Linked DNA regions of Homo sapiens: all the other regions are linked to region 3. Evidence: chromatin loops called from intact Hi-C (ENCODE). Cell type or tissue: endothelial cell of umbilical vein. All regions are shown on one strand.

Evidence for each region. A loop is a pair of places that touch in the nucleus more often than their neighbours do. Peaks named below come from ENCODE experiments on the same cell type or tissue, not always from the same donor. Only the 100,000 strongest peaks of a DNase experiment are listed, where the experiment ranks them.
Region 1: a loop joins it to region 3, with 1.9 times the contacts of the local background. A loop is called at or near these places in 2 of 110 quality-filtered maps.
Region 2: a loop joins it to region 3, with 4 times the contacts of the local background. A loop is called at or near these places in 2 of 110 quality-filtered maps.

Annotation. Positions count from the first base shown.
Region 1 is chr9:4,334,983-4,342,982 of GRCh38, reverse strand. It overlaps a transcript of GLIS3 not described here. Among named protein-coding and RNA genes, the nearest start is that of GLIS3, 39 kb to the right of the region's middle. RefSeq lists an enhancer at 3,300-3,594. In endothelial cell of umbilical vein, a CTCF peak has its summit at 3,461 (motif pointing right); a DNase peak (open chromatin) is centred at 3,452.
Region 2 is chr9:3,468,893-3,476,892 of GRCh38, reverse strand. All of the region lies in intron 1 of RFX3 (regulatory factor X3), which reads left to right. Among named protein-coding and RNA genes, the nearest start is that of RFX3, 53 kb to the left of the region's middle. RefSeq lists an enhancer at 1,142-1,291 and a silencer at 4,690-4,984. In endothelial cell of umbilical vein, no CTCF peak of the experiment used is centred here; a DNase peak (open chromatin) is centred at 4,802; H3K27ac peaks cover 797 bases.
Region 3 is chr9:4,134,058-4,142,057 of GRCh38, reverse strand. All of the region lies in intron 2 of GLIS3 (GLIS family zinc finger 3), which reads left to right. Among named protein-coding and RNA genes, the nearest start is that of GLIS3-AS2, 160 kb to the left of the region's middle. RefSeq lists an enhancer at 4,196-5,395. In endothelial cell of umbilical vein, no CTCF peak of the experiment used is centred here; a DNase peak (open chromatin) is centred at 4,677; H3K27ac peaks cover 1,795 bases.

The DNA.
Region 1 (8,000 bases), 200 kb before region 3:
TAGATCTGATAAACAACTTCAGCAAAGTTTGAGGATACAAAACCAGTGTACAAAAATCAGTAGCATTTCTATAATCAAAAATGCCCAAGCTGAGAGCCAAATCAAGAACACAATCCCATTCACAATAGCCACACACACAAAATAAAATACCTATGAATACAGCTAATCAGGGAGGTAAAAGATCTCTACAGTGAGAATTACAAAACACTGCTGAAATCAGAGATGACACAAACAAATGCAAAAACATGCCATGCTCATGGATTGGAAGAATCAATATTGTTAAAATGGCCATACTGCCCAAAGCAATTTACAGATTTAATGCTATTCCTATTAAACCACCAATGACATTCTTCACAGAATTAGAAAAGAACTATTATAGTATTCATATGGAACCAAAAAAACAGCTGAAATAGCCACAGCAATTCTAAGCAAAAAGTTAGAATTCTAAGCACTGGAGAGATCACGTTACCCAACTTTATACTACAAGACCGCAGTAACCCAAATAGCATGGTAGTGGTACACAGACACATAGACCAATGGAACAGAATAGAGAACCCAGAAATAAAGCCACACACCTACAATCACCCAACCTTTGACAAAATCAACAAGAACAGGCAATGGGGAAAGCGATGAAAGCACCAGGCCATAAATGGTGCTGGGATAACTGGCTAGCCGCGTGCAGAAGATTGAACCTGGATCCCTTCCTTTCATCATACACAAAAATTAACTCAAGATGGGTTAAAGACCTAAATGTAAAACCCAAAACTATAAAAACCCTGAAAGATAACCTAGGAAATGCCATTCTGGACATAGGCCTTGACAAAAGATTTCATGACAAAAGTGCCAAAAGCAATAATAAAAATTGACAAATGGGACCTAATTAAACTAAAGAGCCTCTGCACAGCAAAAGAAACTATCCACAGATTAAACAGACAAACTACAGAATGGGAGAAAATATTTGCAAAGTATGCATCCAACAAAGGTCTAATATCCAGAATCCACAAGGAACTTAAGCAAATTAACAAGCAAAAACATACATCCCCATTAAAAGATGGGCAAAGGACATGAACAGATACTTCTCAAAAGAAGACATATACGTGGTCAACAAGCATGTAGTATGCTTAACTGTTATGAGATTTAATCAGTAACGTGGGAAAAAGGTGATGACAGAAAAAAAAGCGGAGATCCCATTTGTTGGCCATGGGATCTAATGCTGAAGTGGAGGAATTTTCCTTAGAACTGATTGCTTGTTCATAGGAGGGAAGGCAGAGTACCTGGGCACAGTTATCAGAGCTGGCCAGAGGCACTGGTTGTAAGACTGTGGTCTTTTTCTATTGGTTTTCAAATTATCAATAAATGGGATGAGCTTGGATTGGATGCATTGGATGGAAGTGAGTATAGGTGAGGAAGTGCTAGGGGTCTGAGGACAGAAGAGAATGAGGGAAATAAGTCATGGAGGAGAGTGGGAGAAAAAATGATATAGGGCAGCATTAAGGATCTACTGGAGATCAGTGACCTTGAATGTGAAATGAGACAAGTCTTCACAATGGTGAGTTTTTCTCCAGCACACAATGAGCTGTGTGCACATCAGCCTGGAGAAGAAGGAGAGTTGATTTGAACAGGGTCAGATGTTGCCTGATAACTACAAGTGTGTAATCCCAGGGTAATAGAGCTTATCTTTCACTCGTGTGAGTGCAAGCCAGGAGAGCTTTAAGCTCCAGTGATGCCAGATAGGTTGGAAATGGCTGAAGAAGAAGTGGAAGTAGATGGATAGAGAGCAGTCTTGTTTTGTCCTAGAGAGTATTGCACAAGCCTGTGGATCAGATAATGCAACTAGGAAAGTCTGTCCCCAAAAAGGAAACACATAAGTTCTAAGCATACCATTGGACCAGAAGAGATAACAGATCATTTGGATTAGAGGGAAGAAAGACTTGCAGTCCAGAGGCTATTCAAGGATGTCAGATGCCAGTTGTGGGTGTTTGCAGAGTTGCTAAAATATCAGGTGAGGCCAGGCACGGTGGCTCACACCTATAATCCCAGCACTTTGGGAGGCCGAGGCAGGTGTTTGAGACCAGCCTGGCCAACATGGCGAAACCCCATCTATACTAATAATACAAAAATTAGCCAGGAGGGGTCACCCACACCTATAATCCTAGCTACTTGGGTGGCTGAGGCAGGGACAATTGCTTGAACCCAGGAGGCGGAGGTTCAGTGAGTTGAGATAGTGCCACTGAACTCCAGCCTGGGTGATGGGTGACAGAGCGAGACTCTGTCTCCAAAAAAATTAAACAAAAACAAGAATCAGGTGGGATCTGGTTCCGACAACGGTCTCCAGGTTCAAGTGTCCATGGTGGTTAATAGCGTGGATGTGGAGATGAGCACATGGACCATCACCCTCACTCCCTCATTCCTGCTGTCCTGCCACCACAAATACACAGAAGCTTAACCCTAGACCCAGGAACCATCCGGGCAAGGAGAACAGGGATGGAGGATGCATCCTGAAAGATGAGGAATTTGCCCCAAAGACACTGGGTAAGACAAAATAAAAGAATGTTTCATCCTGGAATTGAGTTGCCTTTTAATTGGGAAGTTGAAGTTTTCCCCCACCCCCTCACTTCTATTCAGCTCAAAAGTCAGATGACATCAGTCATGGCAAATAAAGGAAAATGACATACTTTTTTTTTTTTTTCTCATTTGATTTGTAATTCCTAAACTTCTATCTGGGTACAGACGTTTTGGATTATTCAGAGATTTAAAAAATACATACTAACTCTGTTCCCCTGTGGTAATTAAAAGTTGGCCATGTAAGAAAGAAAATATTAAAAGTATGGAGAAGGCTGTAGAAAAAGGGAATAGATCCAGAGATTCTAGGGGAATATCAACCTCATGCTAAGCCAAGCCGTGAGGACATGGTGAATTCACTGATGAGCAAGAAGCAAAGCCGCTTGTCAGCTGGTATTAAATGTTGACTTCTCCCTAGTCTTTGTGTCTTGGTCAATACCAAATGAGAGAATGTTTGCTCTTAAGTTCACTCTAGGAAACTACCCACCAAAAACTTGCTTTACCTTTCTGTCTCTTTTCTTTTCCTTTCCTTTCCTTTCCCTCCCCCTCCCCTCCCCCACCCCTCCCCTACCCCCTCCCCTCCCCTCCCCCTCCCCCCTCCCCCTCCCCTCCCCTCCCCCTTCCCTCCCCCTACAGTTTCTGGTTCTCTGGGCACGTTTTGATCCCAGTGAGAAGCTTCTTTTGTACCAAACTTCCCAAATCCCATCATTGCATTGTTATCTGGCTTTGAAATGTCACTGTGGCATCTCCACCCTTGCTTGGGAAACTTTGCTCAATGAAAAGTCTGATTAGCTTTACCTGACCCTAAATACACACAACAGAGACGGATCACAGAAGGACCAGAAGCAACAGGTTGGAGAGGTTCTTTCCGGTTAGCAATCCAAACCTCTGCACCTATTTGGCCTCTAGGCGGCGCCAGCCCTTCAAAAAACAAGGCTGTTTATGTAACAGATTGGCAGTTTGAACGTCTATATAAATGTCATTCTTTAAAAATAAAGACGAAACTCTCAGTTAACTTAAACAGGAGCAAATTAAAAAGTAGAGTGAAGCATGTATTTCATGAACACAATTCATCGGCTGTCTTTGGTACTTCAAAATGAAACATTTTCTCCAAATAACTGGCACCCTCCCACTGGCTTTAGCTACATAGTGACAAAACAACAGATCAATTCACTTCAGTGAAGAAGACAAATCCAGTCATTGAGGACTGGCTTCATGTGACTTACACACCTGGGGACAGAATTCTATCTATGCCACCAAATATATAAGCCAAGCCACTAAATCATGACTGAGGTGTTGAGTTTATCCTCCCAAACATATCGAGGTAGTGTTGTATGGACAGTCTCAATTGTTTTGAACATGATTATTTTGCTTCATGAACTCACCAGGAGGGTCCTTGAAATGCCGCTTTTCAACATAGTTTTAAGGGTAAGCCTGTAACACATAAAGCCGTCTCATTTTGAAGGCTTTGTGTCCTTGTGTGTTAATGCAGAATCTCAATCTTAGCTTCAAAATGGAATCACTTGGGGAGCTTTAAAAAAAATCCCAAGACTCAGGCACATACCCCAAACCAATTAAATAAGGATCTCTGGAGCTGGGACCCAAGCAACAGTGCTTTTTCCAGGCTCCTTAGGTGATACAATATGAGGCTATATTTTTGGTTCCTCTACTTTCTACTTGCAGCTCCTTCTCCCATGGGGCTGGCTACAGGAACCAATCTCCAGTACTTACACTATTTTCCCCCAGTTCCTTTTTCTCCCTGGGTCTGTCCCCAAACTTCATGCAGAACAATGCCTGTGAACAAGTCACATGCCCTTTAGATTCTTCCAGACCTATTTGAAATTCAGTGGTAGCCACATCTTGACTTCAAGTTTGGGGCCCTATACAGTCATTGACTAGTAGATATGAACAGTACCTCATAGGTTGTCTAGTATGGTGACTCCCAAATACCAGTCCTGAGCTGAATTCTCATCCTGAATAAGAATAATCCAGGGAGCTTGTTTAAAAAATTGTGTGTGTGTGTGTGTGTGTATGTGTGTGTGTGTGTGTGTGTACACACATATATAATAGAAATCCATCTATCTCTCTATATATACGTATAATTTTGTTACCAGAAAGTCTCATTCAGTAGGTCTACAGAAAGACCTGAAAGCTGTGTTTTAACAAGCTAAGCTTAAAGGAAACTCATCTAGTCCAACACTGCCAACACATAGCAGCAGCAAAATCTCAATGGGATATGCCTTGTTCAAGGAAACTTGTCTAGTCAGGAGAAGCGATAGGATTAGAATCAGGTGTCCTGACTCCTGTGAAAAGAAGTCATGCTATGGACAAATACAGTTTTTGCATTTCAAAACTAAACACACACACACACACACACACACACACACACACACACAGCCTTGCCAATCTTACCAGTTAGACATTAGAGAAAGAGCAAACCATCCTGGGAAATCAGATCTGGGTCCTAGCTCCTGCTTGGTCACATAAGCTGTGTGGTTTGGGGCAAATATTTTCATCTCTTTGAACCCCAGTTTCTTCATCTTTCAAATGGGGGTAATAGTTGCCTCATAGAGTTTTGTGAGGATTAAATGATACAACATATCTGAAAGATGGATAGTGGAGCCTGGTACTGAGTAAACAAAACTGGTTGCTACCACCTCTACTATTATGCTACTATTGTGATCATTATTATGAACATTAATCAGCTTTTGTCTGGCCTTGTGATATGGTAGAATGAGTCAGATATTGGCCCAAAGGGATCCTCCATGTTCTTTTACTTCAGTGATGCTTGAGGCCCTTGTCCAACTCAGCATGTCAGAAAAAATGACCGGAAGGAGCCTGAAGCTTTTTGTTTGTTAGATATATTTTTTTGATTATAAAGGAAATATACATCATTGTAGAGTACATAGAAATGTTCAGAATCATTGCAAAATATTGCCTTCATTCGTTTAAATCAAAAGTATGAAAATACTGTCCGTACGATTTTGTATCTTTATTTTCAAATGAACATTTCCTATGTCATTAATTTTTTGACCATATCACTTTAATAGCTGCATACTATCTAATCATATGGCTGTATTTAATTAACTATTTTCTGATTGTTAGACATTTATGTTATTTCCAGCTTTGTTACAATAATTAACACTTTGGTGAAGGTCTTTGTAGATAAAGTATTTTTCTGAGCTTCTGATTATTTCCTCAGGACTGTGTCCCAGAATGAGAGTTTTGGGGTTAAATGATTTGCACTTTTAATGATTCTATGTGTTGCCAAATTACTTTCGGGAAAAGTTGTACCAATTTGTTTGTGCACTAGAAGCCAATGACACTACCAACTCTGAGTATTTTCTTTTCCTAATTTGATAGGTTAAAAGTAGTATCTCATTTTAGTGCATTTAAAAACATTTACTAGTAATATTAGATTTTTAAATATTTATTAGTCATTTATATTCTGTCCTCTGGAAATTGTCCATTTACTTGATCTATTTTTCTCTTGGAATTTAGTGAGTTAGTGTCTTCCTTATCAGAATATATGAGTATTCATGTAGAATTGACAGATAACTTTGTAGACCTCTTTTCATAGATCTTTTTAGCAGATCTGTAGTGTAATTAGTATGAACATCTCTCTACTATCATAAAAACTTGCCAACTAAAGGAATATACAAATTGTATAGGACTTGGGACATGAGCTCTGGAGCAGTGAACATCGCACGTTTCCCATAAGTGATAGTTTTGAGGAATGGCAAGGTTTGGAGTTAGGTGGATCTGGGTCTAAACCCTAGTTCTGTCGCTTACTGGTTTTGCAGTCTTGGTTTTGTTGTTTTATCTTCCTGAGTCTTACTTTCCTTTTCCATAAAACGGAAACTATATATTCAGTTTCAGGGCTCATGTGAGGATGCCAAGAGAAAGGGTGATATCAACACCCCGACACATGTATCAGTGCCCTCAGGGTCTGGCACCAGAAACTGTAGCAATGATCCTAAGGGATCCAGGTCCCTGACCCAGAACTGCCACCCAGAGTATTGGTGACCTGGCCTGGCCTGGTGGCTTTGGCCCTGTGGAGCAACTTTAATGCTAGTTACAGCAGCACCAGGGGCTTAGTGGATAGATAGCTTAGCCATAGAGATCTCTGAAAGTATTCAGAGCTAAAGAAGAGGAAACCCATATATCACATGTGGCCATGGAGAGGACTGATTTTGAATCCACATGAGATGCTTTTTGGAGACTCCCAAGATTAGGTCAGGGAGAAGAGTTGGCAGTGGGCTAGAGCCAGAGAACTATTGCTTTCTACTGCTATTGTGACCCTACTTTAATATCATGCCATGTGGCTTATGGGTAACAAACAGATTGGGAAATGGAGGCCCACAGAGGTGTAATGACTTACTCAAGATCTCACAGCACATCATCTCCAAACTCAGGTTTTCTAACTGCTTGCTCCCTGCCCTTTCTTCTTCATCACCTGTCACCAAGTAAATTTACCGAAGTCCGCAAATTTTTACCTTAGGTTGTCATAGCTCTGTATTAACTAACTGAATTTCTTGGAACTGGATACAAACACCAAGGCTGGAATGAGGGAAGAATCACCTTATCCTGTTAAATCTGGTTCAATGGGGGAAGGACCCTGGGGCAATTCAGAGTAGGGCAAGGGACCCAGGGGATGCCAAGTGTGTTCTGAGGCTTCTTGAAAGGGATGGATGCCTCTAAGAGAGGTCTAAATAGATCCTGATGTTTCAGGTTTAAACTAAAACCCTAAGCCGTGTTGAAAGTGCCCTTGTTTAACCCCGGGCTACTTAGGGTACTACAGGTGAGATGCCAGGTGTAAGCTAGGTTAACGCCATCCCCAGGGCTGGTGAGGGAGATAGACACCAGAACCACTGAATTCTGCCTGTTTTTCACACTTGAAGGCTTTGCACAGGAAAGCACGTGGAGCAGAAGTGATAATTCAGATGATTAGAGCAGAAGCCCTTTATGGAGTAGCATTACCAGATCTTTTTATTTGCTATATCTGGCAAGTTTACGAGCAACTGAGGATTTACTTTAACTGAACCATTTGGTTTAGCTGTCTACAATTAATTGATCAATTTCACAGGTTAATTGGCTTAGGGCTTCATTTCACTTTGTGGTATAGACTTTGATCGTCACTGGAGTTATTTCTTATGCTTCTAATTTGTTTCAATTATGGCACTAAGATGCTCAGTAAAAATGAGTGGAAATGGGGCCAGGTACGGTGGCTCATGCCTGTAATCCCAGCACTTTGGGATGCCAAGGCGGGTGGATCACGAGGTCAGGAGATCAAGACCATCCTGGCTAACATGGTGAAACCTCGTCTCCACTAAAAACACAAAAAATTAGCCAGGTATAGTGGCGGGCGCCTGTAGTCCCAGCTACTCGGGAGGCTGAGGCAGGAGAATGGCATGAACCCGGGAGGTGGAGCTTGCGGT
Region 2 (8,000 bases), 670 kb after region 3:
GGAGCTAGGATTTGAGCTGTGGTCTGTTTAACACTAAAGCCCAAGCTTTTAAATACTGCTTTACACCTTAATATCCGGTGCTTTAATATTCTTGGCCTTCTTTCAAAAACTTCCCTCTTCCTGTCAATTCCAATAAATGCGTTTTTGTTTGTAACATTTTTTTCTCCAGTTATTTAAAACACAACTGAATAAAGCAATTCTTATAAAGTTGTATTGATGGGCTTATGATACATAAAAGATGGATTCCTTCATAGTTTTACAGATATGGTTCTCTTCTGGAATTTATAATACAACATGAATGCATCACTACCTTATAAGGCAGAGATAAGGTGCTGTTTGTCTGTGCCTCTAGTTTCTAAAATTGACTTGGTTTAATGGCATCATCTTAATGGTGATTGCTGTCACTGAGCTACTTCATCTCTTCCCCTGTTTTCAAGCAGTCCATAAATACTAAACTTTGCATCAATGCTGATAAACTAGCTACCTTCCAGTGCCCTATATTTGATGATCCTCTCTTGGCACTTAATAAGTTCAGCTTATAGATGATGTTTATGATTATATTCTGTGGGCAGCAAGCCATCCAGATGCCGAGGCAAGAGACCAGGGGCACGAGTTGTTCCAGTGTAATAAAGAACATAAAACAACAAGAGTTATACTAGATCTACATAGACATGATTATATATGAATATCATATGAATTATATGTATATATTATATATATTATATATGAGTATCATTAATCATTTGTAGCAATTACTCTTTATGCCAATATTATAATAATACTCGCTCTATAATCATAACCTAGGAAAAACTAGGCCATACAGAGATAGGAGCTGAGGGGACATAGTGAGAAGTGACCAGAAGACAAGAGTGTGAGCCGTCTGTCATGCCTGGACAGGGCCACCAGAGAGCTCCTTGGTCTAGCGGTAACGCCAGCGTCTGGGAAGATGCCTGTTGCCAAGCAGACTGTGGTCTAGTGGTAGCGTCAGTGCGAAGGGAAAACACCTACTACTTAGCAGACTGGGAAGGGGAGTCTCCCTTTCCCCAGGGGAGTTTAGAGAAGACACTCTACTCCACCTCTTGTGGAGGGCCTGACATCAGTCAAGCCTGCCCACAGTTATCTGGAGGCCTGACTGTCTCCCTGTGATGCTGTGCTTCAGTGGTCACCCTCCTAGTCCACTTTCATGTTCCATCCTGTACACCTGGCTCTGCCTTTTAGGCAGCAGTAGCAAAATTAGTGAAAGTACTAAAAGTCTCTGATATGCAGAAACAATATTGTAATATTATGCAGAAATAATAGCGTATGCTATTGCATACGCTGTATATGCGATATGCAGAAATAGTAGCATAAGCTGTCCTCTCTCTCTCCCTCTCTCTCTGTCTGCCTTGGCTGCCAGGCAGGGAAGGGCCCCCTGTCTAGTGGACATGTGACTCATGTGACCTTGTCAATCATTGGAGATGACTCACACTCCTTACCCTTCCCCTTTTGCCTTGTTTCCAATAAATAACAGCACAGCCTGGCATTCGGGGCCACTACCGGTCTCTGCGTCTTGGTGGTTGCGGTCCCCCGGGCCCAGCTGTCTTTTCTTTTATCTCTTTGTCTTGTGTCTTTATTTCTACAATCTCTCGTCTCTGCACACGGGGAGAAAAACCCACTGACCCTGTGGGGCTGGACCCTACAGTGTTCAAGATGAAGATATAATGCTTATAAGCATCCATTTATAACTGTTTATAGTTGGCAACCTACCTTCCTTCCTTCCTTCCTTTTTCTTTTTCTTTCTTTTTTTTTTTTTGGAGACAGGGTCTTGCTCTGTTGCCCAGGCTGTTAGTGCAGTGGCACAATTATAGCTCACTGCAGCCTAGATCACCTGGGCTCAAGCAATCTTCCTGCCTCAGCCTCCCGAGTAGCTAGGACTATAGGCATGTGTCACCACACCCAGCTAATTTTTTACTTTTTGTGGAGATGGGATCTTCCTGTGTTGCCCAGGCTGGTCTTCAACTCTTGGTTGCCTCAAGTGATTCTCCTTCCTTGGCCTCCCAAAGTGCGGAGATTACAGGCATGAGCCACCATACCTGGCTGCTAGTTTGGTCATTTTCTGTTTCACAGACATTTAGATTGATTAGGGTTCTAATGGTGTATTGTTGCAAACCTGTCTTTGATTCTTTTAAAGATTATACTGCAATATTTTGTGGTTTGGGCAAATAAGCACTGTTTCTGGAGACAAATCTGTATTCAGAGTCTTGGCTGCCACTTGTTGGCTGACTTACTTTTAGATATGTTTCTTCTGAGTCAGTAATCTCATCTATAAATTGGAGACAGTGATACTAAACCTTTTAACTTTAATTTTAAAAGCGTCATTGATATTATGAGCTTCTATGAGTTTGTGTTTCGGGGAAGTCTTATAACCAATGAGACAATCACGGAATTTCCTTCTTGCAAATGGTGTAGGTAAAGGAACTTTGAAACTTCAGTGGTACTTTCATAGTCTGTATTTGACAAGGGATCTTTTCTGATGAGATTGGTTCTTGTAGTTTGACTGTTAATAGAAAAAGTTAAAACAGTAGGTCATAAAAAGTGCTGCATACTTCTCACTAACATTTTAACTTGAAATGTGCAAAATGTATAAATAGACTGTTTTTGTGACTAGGACCAAGGGCCTTTTTTTCAATATAGGCTTGCTGATTGGAACTGCAAGTCTTATATAAATCTACATCTATAACAAGTCATATCCAGTTTATGCTTTATTTCTTTAATATAGATTAAAAAATTGAGACACTTGCAGAGCAGTGGTTCTCAAAGTGTGGTTCCCAGCCCAGCAGCCTCAGCATCATGGGAATTTCATAGCATGCAAATTCTTTGGTTTTACTCCAGACCTACTGAATCAGAAACTATGGAAGGTGGGGCTCAGTATTCTATGCTTGGCTTCCATGCTACATTTTCAGAAACATTATATTCTATATTTTATTATTTTTCCCAGGTTTAAAAATATTTCTCTTATCTTTGCCTATTTCAACAGCAGTATTTTGCAGTGACTTGCCTTTATCAAGTCTTTTCAATGCGTTTGACTTAGTTTTTAAAGATACAAGACCTTTTATTTTTGCTTTTATGGTTTATGTGATATTTAATTAAATTAGCTAATTACAATAACAATAAAACTCCCCTGTTGAGGTTTTGGAACAAATATTGTTCTGAGTGAATATACAGCTCAGCAGTTGGGAGCAGAAGTGTTGAGGGGCATGCTAGAGAGACTCCTGCAGGCTGTGAGTTTTCAGTATTCTGTGGGCATCTGTCAGTATGGTTAAAGAGGAAATGAACAATGTGGGTTTACATAGCAAGCTGGGTAAGTGAAGCTTGATCAAGAGAGCTTCTCATGTGTATTATTCTATGTAGGCTTATATATTTCTTGGATCCATTTATCTTTATAACCCCTAATTCAGTACGCATGTTTTAGACTTTTGTTAGTCTGTAGGTAGTCTTCTTGGCTAGACCCCAGAGTTAGAAATATGTTTTTAGTGATTTTCAGATCTCTCAGTTCAGTATTGTGGAGAAATAAGAGAACCCAGTAGTTCATATGAAAAATATGTGCCTGTTATTATGACACCAAAGGGGAAACTCTGTAGCAGCTAATACTTGAAGTAGAAAACAGATGGAAATCTTCTTCTCTAGCCTAAGACTGCAGCTTTTGCCCTGGCTTATAGTGCCTACTTTGATTTGGGAAATCCAATTATGTGTGGAGATAATTCCACAGGTGAAGTGTTTGCCTACCATTGAGATTCTTAAGGGATATATAAGTCGATCCAGACTCTGGCATGCTGAATCGAAACTGTTGCTCCTCAGCAACATTCTAGATGGAGTTTTGATTGAGCTATTTTTTAATGAGTGTTTTAATTATTACTATATTTTTAACCACATTGCTAATCTCACAAAAGGAAAGGGCCTGAATAGCCTGTCTAAGTCAACTCTGGATCATCTCGTTACTGCAGTAGTTGGATCATAATACTGCTGTGCAACATTAATAGAAAACTACATAATGTACAGAAAATAACTATTGCATAGGAACATCAGGATACTATAGCAGTTGTCCAATAAAACAGCAGTATTGGTCCCCCTGAAGTTGTTCAGATAGGGATTTGATAAGCCTAGTATTCATTCTTCACTGACACAGTAACTCAATCATTTCACTGACAAAATAATGGTTGCTACATATCTGATTTAACAAAGAAATGAATGTTGCTTAAATCCTTACGATAGATTGAAGTTTTTGTTAGGGATAGGCTCTAAATCCGTATCTTTTGTATAGTATAAATTGTGATTCTGTATTGGAATTATACTTTGCTGTCTGGAGAAGTGTTTATAAAAGTAATGAAAATTTTGGTTTCAGGTAAAACAAAAATTAGAACAAAAATTATACTGAAAATAATTATTACATAAATTTTGAATGATAACTATGAGCTAGTGACATATATGTATTACATCATTTTCTCATTACAGTATCTCACTAGGGTGTGTTATCTAGATTTTATAGATGGGGAAAATTGAATTAAGAAAGAAAGTGACTTGCCCAAGGTCATTTAAGTAGTAAGTGGTGGAGCTAGGATTTGAGCTGTGGTCTGTTTAACACTAAAGCCCAAGCTTTTAAATACTGCTTTACACCTTAATATCCGGTGCTTTAATATTCTTGGCCTTCTTTCAAAAACTTCCCTCTTCCTGTCAATTCCAGAGATAACATTCAATAACTTGACAACAGTGACCTTTCTAAACAAATACAGTGCGTTACAGAACCAGATGGCCTAAGATTATATTTTATTTTTCTGGCTCAAAATAAATTGCCTGCCCTAAGACTGATAAAGTCCAAAAAAAGACCCTTCTGTGTCCCAGGACCTCATCAGGCCACATGGCCAGCCAGTGCTGTTTATCATAAGTCAGCCACGAGTAGAAAACCTATGTCTTTATACTATAATTTAGATTAGGACCTAATGAAGGGGCAAGAAGCTGGTTTACTAAATAAGATCATTCAGTAATCGCAGTGCATTTGGTAGAAAGATTCTGAAGAAGTGAAGACAGAATTCTAGGCAGTACTGCTGTCTGTTCTATAAATTGGATGTAAGGAGAAGGCTGATTTATAATTCAACAAACTCCCAAATTAGGCATCCCTTTTTCCCCCTTGCTGGGATTTAAGGAGGATTTTTTCTAATAACTAGCCACCTTATTCTTGATCATTCAAAATCTGGGTGAGAATTTTCTTAAAAGTCTTAGACAGATATATTTTAAACGTAATTCTATATTGGGAACATAAGTGATTATGCCACACATAGGCATAAACAATGCTTTCATGAGTTCAATTATACTTAATGAATTTCACACTTAGAGAGACAAGTTTAAGCAGGGTAGGCATAGAAATGTTTCAAAGATATGTTGAAGCCAAACTTGTAATTGACAGTCAGATATAGTGACAAAAGAAACACTAGACTTGGAATTAGGAGACCTCTGTTTGAGACTTGGCTTTACCATTACTCTGTAAGGATCCTTGAGCAAGTGATTTAAATTCTCCAAGACTCAGTTATTTGTAAAATGATGCCAGAATGATATTACTTGCCTTATTTTATTGCAGGGTTGTTCTGAGGACAAAGTTAGGGAACAGGTGACAAAGGTACAGTGATGTACAAATGGATGCTGTTATTATGGCAGCATCTAATATATATAAGGGTAAATGTCCTGAGCTGTGAGTGGGACAGATTTGCCTTTAGAATTGCTCTGCTGTTTAGTAATTTGGTGCTTTGGGCCAAAGCACCACAATCTTTTTGAATTTCAGTACTCTCATCTGTATAAAATAATCAACATCACAGATTTGTGAGAATTACATTAATGTAGATACTATATTTAAATTTTTGTAAAATAGTGATGGGGTAGGAGTTATTATCTTGAACAGATTTCAGAAAGTTAGAAAAGAAATAGCCAGAGATTTTTTATCTGTTCCCAAACATCTTAATAAGATAAATTACTCATAGAATGTTAGAATGCTAGAAGAGCCCTGTGAAGGTCATCTATCTTATCCTGCTCATTTAAAGACAAGGATCACCTCCTAATACTTTTGTCAGTTGTACTCTGTTTATATGCATAGATGATAACATCTCACCAGCATCATCAATTGTAAAGGATAGCAACTGTCTCTCAATCACAATAGATACAGATTTCTGAAAATGTAAAGCCATGTCAGAGAAGAACTCTGGAGCTAGTATCGGGCTGTGAAAAGAATTTGGGCTTTGGCCCGGTGCGGTGGCTCACTGCCTGTAATCCCAGCACTCTGGGAGGCCGAGGCGGGCGGATCACGAGGTCAGGAGATCGAGACCATCCTTGCTAACATGGTGAAACCCCGTCTCTACTAAAAAAAAAAAAGAAAAAAAGAAAAAATTAGCCGGGTGTGGTGGTGGGCACCTGTAGTCCCAGCTACTCGGGAGGCTAAGGCAGGAGAATGGCGTGAACCCGGTAGGCGGAGCTTGTAGTGAGTCAAGATCGCACCACTGCACTCCAGCCTGGGCGACAGAGTGAGACTCCGTCTCAAAAAAAAAAAAAAGGAAAAAGAAAAAAAGAAAAGAATCTGGGCTTTGTTGTGAAAAGTTGAGATGGAATCTTGCCCTGTCAGTTACTAGTTTGTGACAGTGAAATATTTACTTAGTATTTTGTGGCCACATAGCTATGCTGTTTTTTTGTTGTTGTTTTAACCTACCATTGTTGTTTTAACTTACCACATAGGCTATGTCTGTGTCTATACTTAAACCTGACTGGCTCTTCATTTTTACATATCATTCTTTGGATCTGAGATGTGTTTGATTTTTATGCTATTTATACTAATGGTTCTTGACCTTCTCTTTCTTGTCTCTAACACATTTGAGACTTGGGATTACAATAGTGATCCTTGAATATTGCAGGGGTGCTTGTGGCAAATCAGCATCTTGGAGTTGTCGGTTAGGTGTACTTCGAAAAGGCTTCCTTTTTAAGGCTGGTTTAGGGACTTACACATGAGCTATAATTTTTTTTTTTTTTTTTGAGACGGAGTCACGCTCTGTCACCCAGGCTGGAGTGCAGTGGCGCGATCTCAGCTCACTGCAACATGATCTATAATTTTTAAAACTATAATTATTTTGGGTCATATGTCCTGTTTTTCTTTCATTGTTGATTTTGTACGGTTGAATTTATATTGGTGTCTAAAAAATTATTTGAAAGCTAACTGGACAGTATTTTAATGTGAAATTGTAAAATAGTTTTAAGTGTATTCCCATGAGAAGAGCTGTTCCAAAGAAAATAATAGGAAAATAATATTTTATCATTGACCCAGTAAAAACAAGTGCAAAACAAATTTATGTTCACAATCAAGAATAATGACCTTTCTGCACTTTTTAGAACCCAGTATTGAGAGATTTCGTAGTTTATATATTGACTTTATCTTTGACTTATTGAAAATATTGTTTTCATCCTTATTGGGTGTCCTGGAAAAATACCCAAGTTGATCCTTAAATTTGAAAAAAGAAAATTCAGAACGAAGTATTTCTAGATTCTAATGGTACTAGACTAGAAAATAGAAGATTGGTAGGTAAAGAAAATAATGTATATGAAATAGTATATGAACACAGAAGCATAACGTATTTGTGTTCCTACATTGAACACAAATTCAGTATGCATTTTCTGTCTTTTTGCAGCAGTTCAACTTTGGACATGTATTTCTTTCTTTCTCTTTTTGTTAAATAAATGAACAGAATTTATCCCTTGATCATCTGTAACATAGTTTCATTGTAACCAATAGTCTGGGCTTTCACTTGAATGTTTTTTTAATGAATTTATCTGGAGATGCTTTGCATTTTTCTAAATTTTGGCTACACTAATTAGAGAGTGGGTATTACGAAAAACTGACAGGCAGTTTTAAAAAATATTAAATGAATTGGTTTTGAAAAGGGATACAACTATGTAGTTTTACATTTTTCAACTTGTTTTTACATTGCCCT
Region 3 (8,000 bases):
AGATATGATTAGTTGGGAGTTATTGCTGGTACCGTGTCTGGATTCGCATCTACAAGGTGCAGAGATGAAAGTCACATTTACTTCGATACTAACTCATGTTCCAATCATGTTTACAGAAATGCTTACATTACTCTAGTTCTCTTATAAGTTAAAAAATAGCATTAAATAAAAGAAACAGAAGGGAATTACATTATGTAGGCCTCAGCCAGATTGCCTGTGTGTTGAGATTTGTGATGTTAAAATTGTATTTTTATATTTTGGTATTTTAGTTAAAGTTATGTGATTTTATACAATGACAAATTTTCTGAGCCAAAAGGTAGATATTTCAGCCTTCCTACCTCTCCAATTTTCAGCAAATCTGTAGTATGACTTATTCTACCAATTTATGTATACAAGAAATGGTTGTTTAAATTATTTCCTTTAAATCACAACAAATCAGATGCCAAGATTCCATCTTACTCATTAGTGGGAAATTTAATCTCAGTTATTGCTAGTTGGGGTGGCCTGATACACTACCAAGGTGACACAGAATCCCAGGGTGTTTGTAGAGAGCAGAACATTCCAGGAGCTTTTCTGTGTTCTTGGTTCTTCAGGTTACTGCTGAGATGCCCTTTGACCAAGCCCCACATAGCCTCTAGGAGTCTGCTGCTCTGTGCATTGCTTGGACACAGGAGGTTTTGCTGGAGCTGGGAGCCCAGGCCCGAAGGTCTGGCCTTTGTATTTTGGCCAGGCAGCCATACCTTTTACCCCCACTGCCTTCCTTGGGAGCTGTCTTGCTACTCAGGGACCATCAAACTGTTGTTCTTCCCAGACTTTGGGCAATCCCACCTCTCTCTCTCCTTCTGTCTCCCTCCTAGAGGCACTATCCTCTTTCAGAAGGCTCTGCCACCTTCAGAGCACCTGGAATAATCTCAGTGAATTTAGATTTCTACACAAGACTGTGAGAGAGGATGAATTTGGCCAGGCACGGTGGCTCACACCTATAATCTCTGAACTTTGGGAGGACGAGGAGGGTGGATCACCTGAGGTGAGGAGTTCGAGACCAGCCTGTCCAACATGATGAAACCCCGTCTCTACTAAAAATACAAAAAATTAGCTGAGCGTGGTGGCACGCGCCGATAATCCCAGCTACTCAGGAGGCTGAGGCAGGAGAATCGCTTGAACCCAGGAGGCGGAGGTTGCAGTGAGCTGAGATTGTGCCACTGCACTCCAATCTGGGCAATAAGAGCAAAACTCCGTCTCAAAAAAAAAAAAAGATAAATTCAAACAGTGTCTACTCTTGGCCCTTTTATAATAACCTCTCTTGAGACGAAGGAGCACAAAATACAAATAATAGCTCGCTGAATTTTCTTGCCATAAACATGAGCTGCTGAATGGGCTTTGGAGCTCAGAGTTAACAATTACAGTCTAGAGGAGGAAAGGGTATCTGGCCTATGAGATAGTTGAGCAGCTCTGGGGGACTTCTGGGAGGAAGCTGGGTACTTTCCATTTCTTGGAAATAGGGGTGACTTCATTTTAATGCAAAATAATGTAATCTTCATTACTATTTTCCTTCCCTCTGGGTCTGAGGCTTCTGGGCATCCCATCTGGACTTGCAAGCCCATGCAGAATATGGAGCAGAAACAATTTATGATAGAGAATGTGTCTTTTTGGACAGTAATGGGAAATTACTGCTTAGGGAAAAACAAAGGTAGTCTGGTGGCTTTTTTTGTTCTGTTTTGTTTTTGTTTTTTGGGGACAGGGTCTCACTTTGTCACCCAGGCTGGAGTGCCGTGGTGCCATCCTGGCTCACTGCAGCCTTGACCTCCCAGGTTCAAGCAATTTTCCCACCTTAGCCCCACAAGTAGCTGGGATTATAGGCACGCGCCACCATGCCTGGCTAATTTTTGTATTTTTTGTGGAGACAGCGTTTCGCCATGTTGTCCAGGCTGGTCTCACACTCCAGAGCTCAAGCGATCTACCTGGTCTGGCGGCTATGACGACTATGTAAGATATGCCTTTTACAGGCTAAGAAGTTATATCTAATATGAAGAATTGGCTGCGATTTTGCCTCTGAACCAGCTCTTACATACTGAAAAAAAAGTCCCATTGATTTATATTGAGTAGCTTAGACCAGGGGTCCCCAACTGCCTGGCCGTGGACCTGTATGGGTCAGTGGCCTGTTAGGAACCAGGCCACACAACAGCAGGTGAGCAGTGGGCATTACAGCCCAAGCTTCGCCTCGTGTCAGATCAGCAGTGGGATTAGATTCTCATAGAGGCAGAAACCCCATAGTGAACTGTGCAAGTGAGGGATCTAGGTTGCGTGCTCCTTACGAGAATCTAATTATAATGCCTGATGATCTGAGGTGGAACAGTTTCATCCTGAACCCCACCCAACCGTGCCCACCCCTTCCATGCTTTCCATGAAACCACGAACCATGAAACCAGTCCCTGGGGCCAAAAAGGTTGGGGACTGCTGGCTTAGACTACCCTCCCTTCACACTGAATGTGTTTGTGTGTATCTGTATGTAACAGGAGGGAATATGGACAGAGGGGGCGAACGAGTAATATTTCTGTCTGTTGAGTAATTTAGAGACATATCAACAGTTGTGTCCACCAGGGACCTCAGTCTTCTTTAGCATCATGACTTACACACATTTCAGAGGAACTGCTCAATTTGATTCGTGGCCTTGAACTGTACTTGACTTATGAATTGTTCTTAAAAGTTGTATTCATTACCTATTCATCCAACAGATATTTGGTGAGCACTTGCTGTCTGGGGGATACCAGTCATTGCTCCGTACAGTGAGGGGTCTCACCCAGAGGCAGCTTTGCCATTTCTCACCCAGCCTCTGCTTTTGTTTGGCTTGGGGCAGGGGAAAAAGCAGGTTGAGAGATATACAACCTTGATTTATGGAAGAAAGGTTCTGAATCTAGTATTCCTTAAAGGCACTTCAGCAACCATCTTACTTGTTTTCTTAATAAGATAAGTTGGGCTTTACCCTGTTTGCTCCGTTTGCTCTTCCCAGCCTGGTCTCACCCTGAGATTATGGCAACATCTTACTAGCTTGGTTTCCTGCCTTCAGCCTTTGCTCTGCTTCTAAATGTACTGGAAATAGACTGTTATCTTCTTGCTCCCTCCTTACAACATACCCATGCTTGCAAGTCTACTGTAGCTCTTTGGGGTGCCTGGTTTTGGAGGTTGTGTGCAATCTGATAACATCTTAGTAAGAATATGAATGCCTACAGCTTATAGAGTACTTACTGTGTGCTGGAAACTGTTGTAAGTGGTCTACATACGTGACTTATTTCATACTCCAAACAGCCTTATGAAGGTGGGAACAATTATCATCCCCATTTCCCAGACAAGGAAATAGAGGCACAGAGAGCTTAAGGCATTTGCCCAAGGTCACACAGCTGGTAAGGGAAGCTATTCTGGCCCTAGTGTCTCATTCTTTACGGCTTCCCCCATGCTGCCTCCATAATACTTCCTCAGCACATGCACCTCACTTCATTTTGGCCATCCAACTCTTCATATTGCCCCCTCTCCTCCTGCCATTAAAAGGCTCAGATGAAGTCTCACTCCTCTACTAAGCCTCCTCCAGTGTATTCAGATCTTTTCCTCATTTGAGCTCTTTTTGTACTCAGCAGTGAAGCAACTCAATTTAAGATTAGGTGTTTGCCAATTGTTTCCTGTGTTAGTTAACACTCTCTCCAATTGGTTGTAAGATCTTTGACCAAGGGCTAGCTGTACGGCCTAGGACCAAGCCTAACACCCAGTAAATGTGTCTTTGGGAAACTGAGGCAGTTTTCTCCCATGACAATATGCGTTCTCCCTCCCTTCCATTCATTCTTTCTTATATTTGTGGAAGTCCTCTTTTTCCACAGTAAGTATAATAATTCCACTTTTATATATTTTCACAGATGTGTCCACCAGATGAGGCTTGATCTAAGCCTATTAAATTAGATGGTAGGCAAGAATGATTTGACTCATCTGTGTGTCCACAATCCCTAGAGTATATAGTGTAGCACAGAGCAGGGACACAATAAACAAATACCTGATCTGTGAGCAATAAATTACTAAGTTGTGCCTCTGCTGGTGTTTCAGTTTTTCAGAGTACTTGTTTGCTTAGTTAACAAATGTATCTGCTTACTTCCCCTGGGATTGCTAGAAAATTTGTCGAGGGAGAAGCAGTAAAATGTGCTTACATTTCCTCTTTGGTTTTCCAGGCTAATTGTTGGTGAACTTTATTTAACACTCTTGCTATACTAAGAGTCTCTATGGAGCAGAGCAGCTTTCAGTTAACTTGGCAAATCATTACAAGAGAGAACAGAGGGGTCAGCATGAGCACTCTCTACTAATTAGTTGATAATTGATATACAATAGCTGACGGATGGGACTTTAGAATACAAACTCCAGGAATATTGCTTAATTTATCTTTGCATCCTTATGAAGTGGCTCAGAGATGTAGGTTCCTAATAATATCATCTTACTGGGAGTGCCCAGTGGTGGGGAGCAAGATTGAGGCTCCATGCACAGGAATCCAGGGCACTGAGTGGTACAGAAAGGAATATGATACATTTTAATCTCTTGGGTATAAATGTGATTCCATTTAATACAGGGATAAATTGCAGTGAGTAATGCTGGTGATTCCATACTTGGTGGACAGCATTCCTGAATGCTGACTAAGGTTGGAAGAATGTTGGTATGAAAGTTATGTTCTTTGTGGGATAAACATGGAAGATTCAAGCTGAACTCCTGAAGACAAGGTGGTAGGAGATTGCATGATTCATGCGAATCTCCCTGGGTTCAGATTTGACCTATTTATTGGCTGTCTTTGTAATGAAGTCACCAAATAGACATTATATGGCCCCCCTCTCCCATTTAAATGTGATCGCCTAAATCTTTAGCAACTAATTATAAAATCCTTACTCTAACTTGCTTCATAACCATTGCTTTCTTATTTTGTCATTTACCACCCTGTGGCTGCTATGCCGTCTGTACAGCTGGTTCATGTGCTCCTCCAGCCTTTCTCCCCATCTCTTCCAGATTAATCTTGGGTGAACTCTGCTCCTAATGGGATGCGCCACTACCTATAGCACAAGGTCCCAGATGCACATCAGGTGACTAGTTATATCAGCATCATTTGGTTTAGTTGGTTTGCAGTGGAGCTTAGGAATTTGCATTTGAGAAGCTTCACTGGTGATGCCAATATGTAGCCAGGTTTGAACCACTGTTGGATAAGTAATGTCCAGCTTTTAAATCAGTTCTTCAGGGCTGATTGAACCAACCCTCTAAGCTCTGTCTTCTCCCTTTCTCCTCTTGTAGGCAGCCCTAGCTCATCTTTGTTTCTCCAGGACGCATTGTGCCTCCTCCCTTTCGTTTCTGTGTCTACACCCTACTACTTCCTTCTCATTTGTGTGCTCATTCTTCCTTCATGTTTTAGCTTATTCTTTTCTAAAGGGTATTCCTTAGAATGCCAGTCTTAGATGAGTCCCTTGGGAAAAACCTCCCTAAACAAATGTACTTTAAATATTATTTGGTCTTCTGGGAGATTTATCACATGCATTTACATTTTTAAAGGCTCCTGAAGACTTACAGTAAAGAGATATGTTTAACTTTGTTGTATTAGGGGTTCCCAAGCTTACTGGACTGTGGACATCTCCATGAGGCCAACTTCATTGTCATTTAACATCTTTGGACATCCTGAAGGACTTTGGGAAACGTGTTTGTAGTTCATACTCTTCTTCTTTGATGAATTACCTAGTACAAAGGGATTGCCCTCCTCCTCTGAGCTCCTGTCTCTATGATTTAGCTTCATGCTTAATACTGTACAGTCTAGCGACATTATCCGATTGTTCCTAGGTGAGTATATCTTATCTCTTCAGAGGTTGTGAGCGCCATGGAGGTAGGATGTTATATCCAGCATTCCTTACCTTCCATAGGTTTTGCACAGTTTTGAGCATTTGTCACAATTGCCAAATTCGATTGCTTTGCCCCTGAATATAGGAGCCGGTTATTTCATTCTAATTGTCATCCTTTGGTGTTCGTAGCCATTTAGCCATGCCTTACTGTATTTCAGAGTAATACACCATACAGTCACATATGTTCATTAAATTGTTACTAATGTATCTCAGCAGTGAAATATTATGAATTTGACAAAACACTACATAGCAAGCCTAGGGTGTTTGGTATGCAGGATGTTTCTAGCTCTAAGGAGGAGTATTCATGAAAGGTGAGAGAATTTGATGACCTGTGCTTACCTTCATCGATCTGTTTTTGCATAGCAGATGGGAGAGAAGGGTACTTGTTTCTTTCTGTGGTGAAAGAATATACTTTTCAAAGTTCTTTCATATACTTGATGTTTCTCCCATTTGAGAAAAGAGGAAAGGCTTGGATTGATACTATGCCTTGCCTAAGATTCTATTCTTTATTTATTGGTGGGTACCTATATTTCATTATAAGAATGAATATGTATATTATATTAGATATGTTATTTGAGTAATATAATAATGTTTAGAGTAGCAGTAAGAGTTTAGAGTAATAAGTAATAATGCTTAGAGACATTATTCTTTGTCAAAACAGTCATAGTTCGATGACTTCTCTCAAGAATATAGGGGTCAATGTGTGCCTAACTCACATTGCCTTTAGAATTAGAACATACATACTCATATTTGAATGAATTCAGAGAAGAATGTGGGAGGATACACATTCACCTGTTAGAGTTCATTACCTTAAGGGAATGATAGATGTCGGGGGTGGATTATGAGCTTTTTCTTTTTATAACTTTGCATTATTTGCCTTTTAAAGCACATGGACACATACACAAATACATATTATTTTTAAATTTAAAATAGCAATAAAGATAATCCCAAATAAAAGAGAGATAATGCTATCTAAGTAGACAATTCTAGACAACGCTTTGACATGTGTTAAGCTAATAAACCTTAGGGATGAAATGTATATGCCGTAATTCCTAACATAATTTGGGGTCTATGAGGGGACCCACAATAAATAATGTATTTCTTTCCCACCAGAATATCTTTTTTTTTCTGATAGAGGATGTGTTGGAAGGCATAACTTTGTGTGAGAGTCCAGTGGACCTGCTGACTGCACTGTAGAATTAGGCCATCTTATCTCCCTAGTCCAGGGCAGCTCTTTCAGGACAAGCCTTCTAGGTAAGGTGTATACCGTGTGGCAAAGAACTCTGTCTTTCCATGGTAAGCTTAGTCCCCAAAGGAAAACAAGAAGGTTTCCTGAACTACTCATCCCCGCTTATTCTTTCTACTTTGACAGAGAAGGGCATACTGAGAGACAGTTCCTTTTTTAAAAAATGGCTAGAAAGAAGTGTTCCTACCATTTTGCACACCTAAGTTAGATAATCATTCTCCCCATTATGGCTCAATTTGCATTACTAAAAATATCATTCCGTAACATAATCATGACAATAACATTAACAAAAATTACAACTACTCTTTACTGAGCAGGCACATCATATATGTTGGGTCTCACTCATCCTCGAAGCAACCATGTAGGGTGTATAGTATTATTTGTCTTTTAGAGATGGAAGAAACTAAGGCTAAGAGGTAAAATTACTCTGCTAAATGACCAAAGTTACATTCACAAGCTGGGTATGGAGGCCAGCCACCATTTCCCATGCAAAATAAAAATATTTTCCAATAGCATCTGGGACTTATTTGCTTTTGAAGGAGGTGTAAGACTCATATTTTATATTAGGCATTGATTTCATTATTAAAGGAAGCCTTGCCAGTTAGGGATAGTTAGGTGCTTAGAACTAAAAATAATGGGAAACTTTGAGCCTCAAAGTTGCAAAAACTTCAATTGCAAGTGATCTAAATTGGCTTTCAACTCTACTTCAATTGTAGTTGAATTTGTGCTTGCTAGGAAATAAAAGGGCCAGGCTTATATAAAACAGGTTTGCACAGTAAAAGGGTATGGTTGAGAGGTTTTAAAAAAAATTCCTTTCAGTCTTTCTTGCCACGTTTTGAAATTTTACT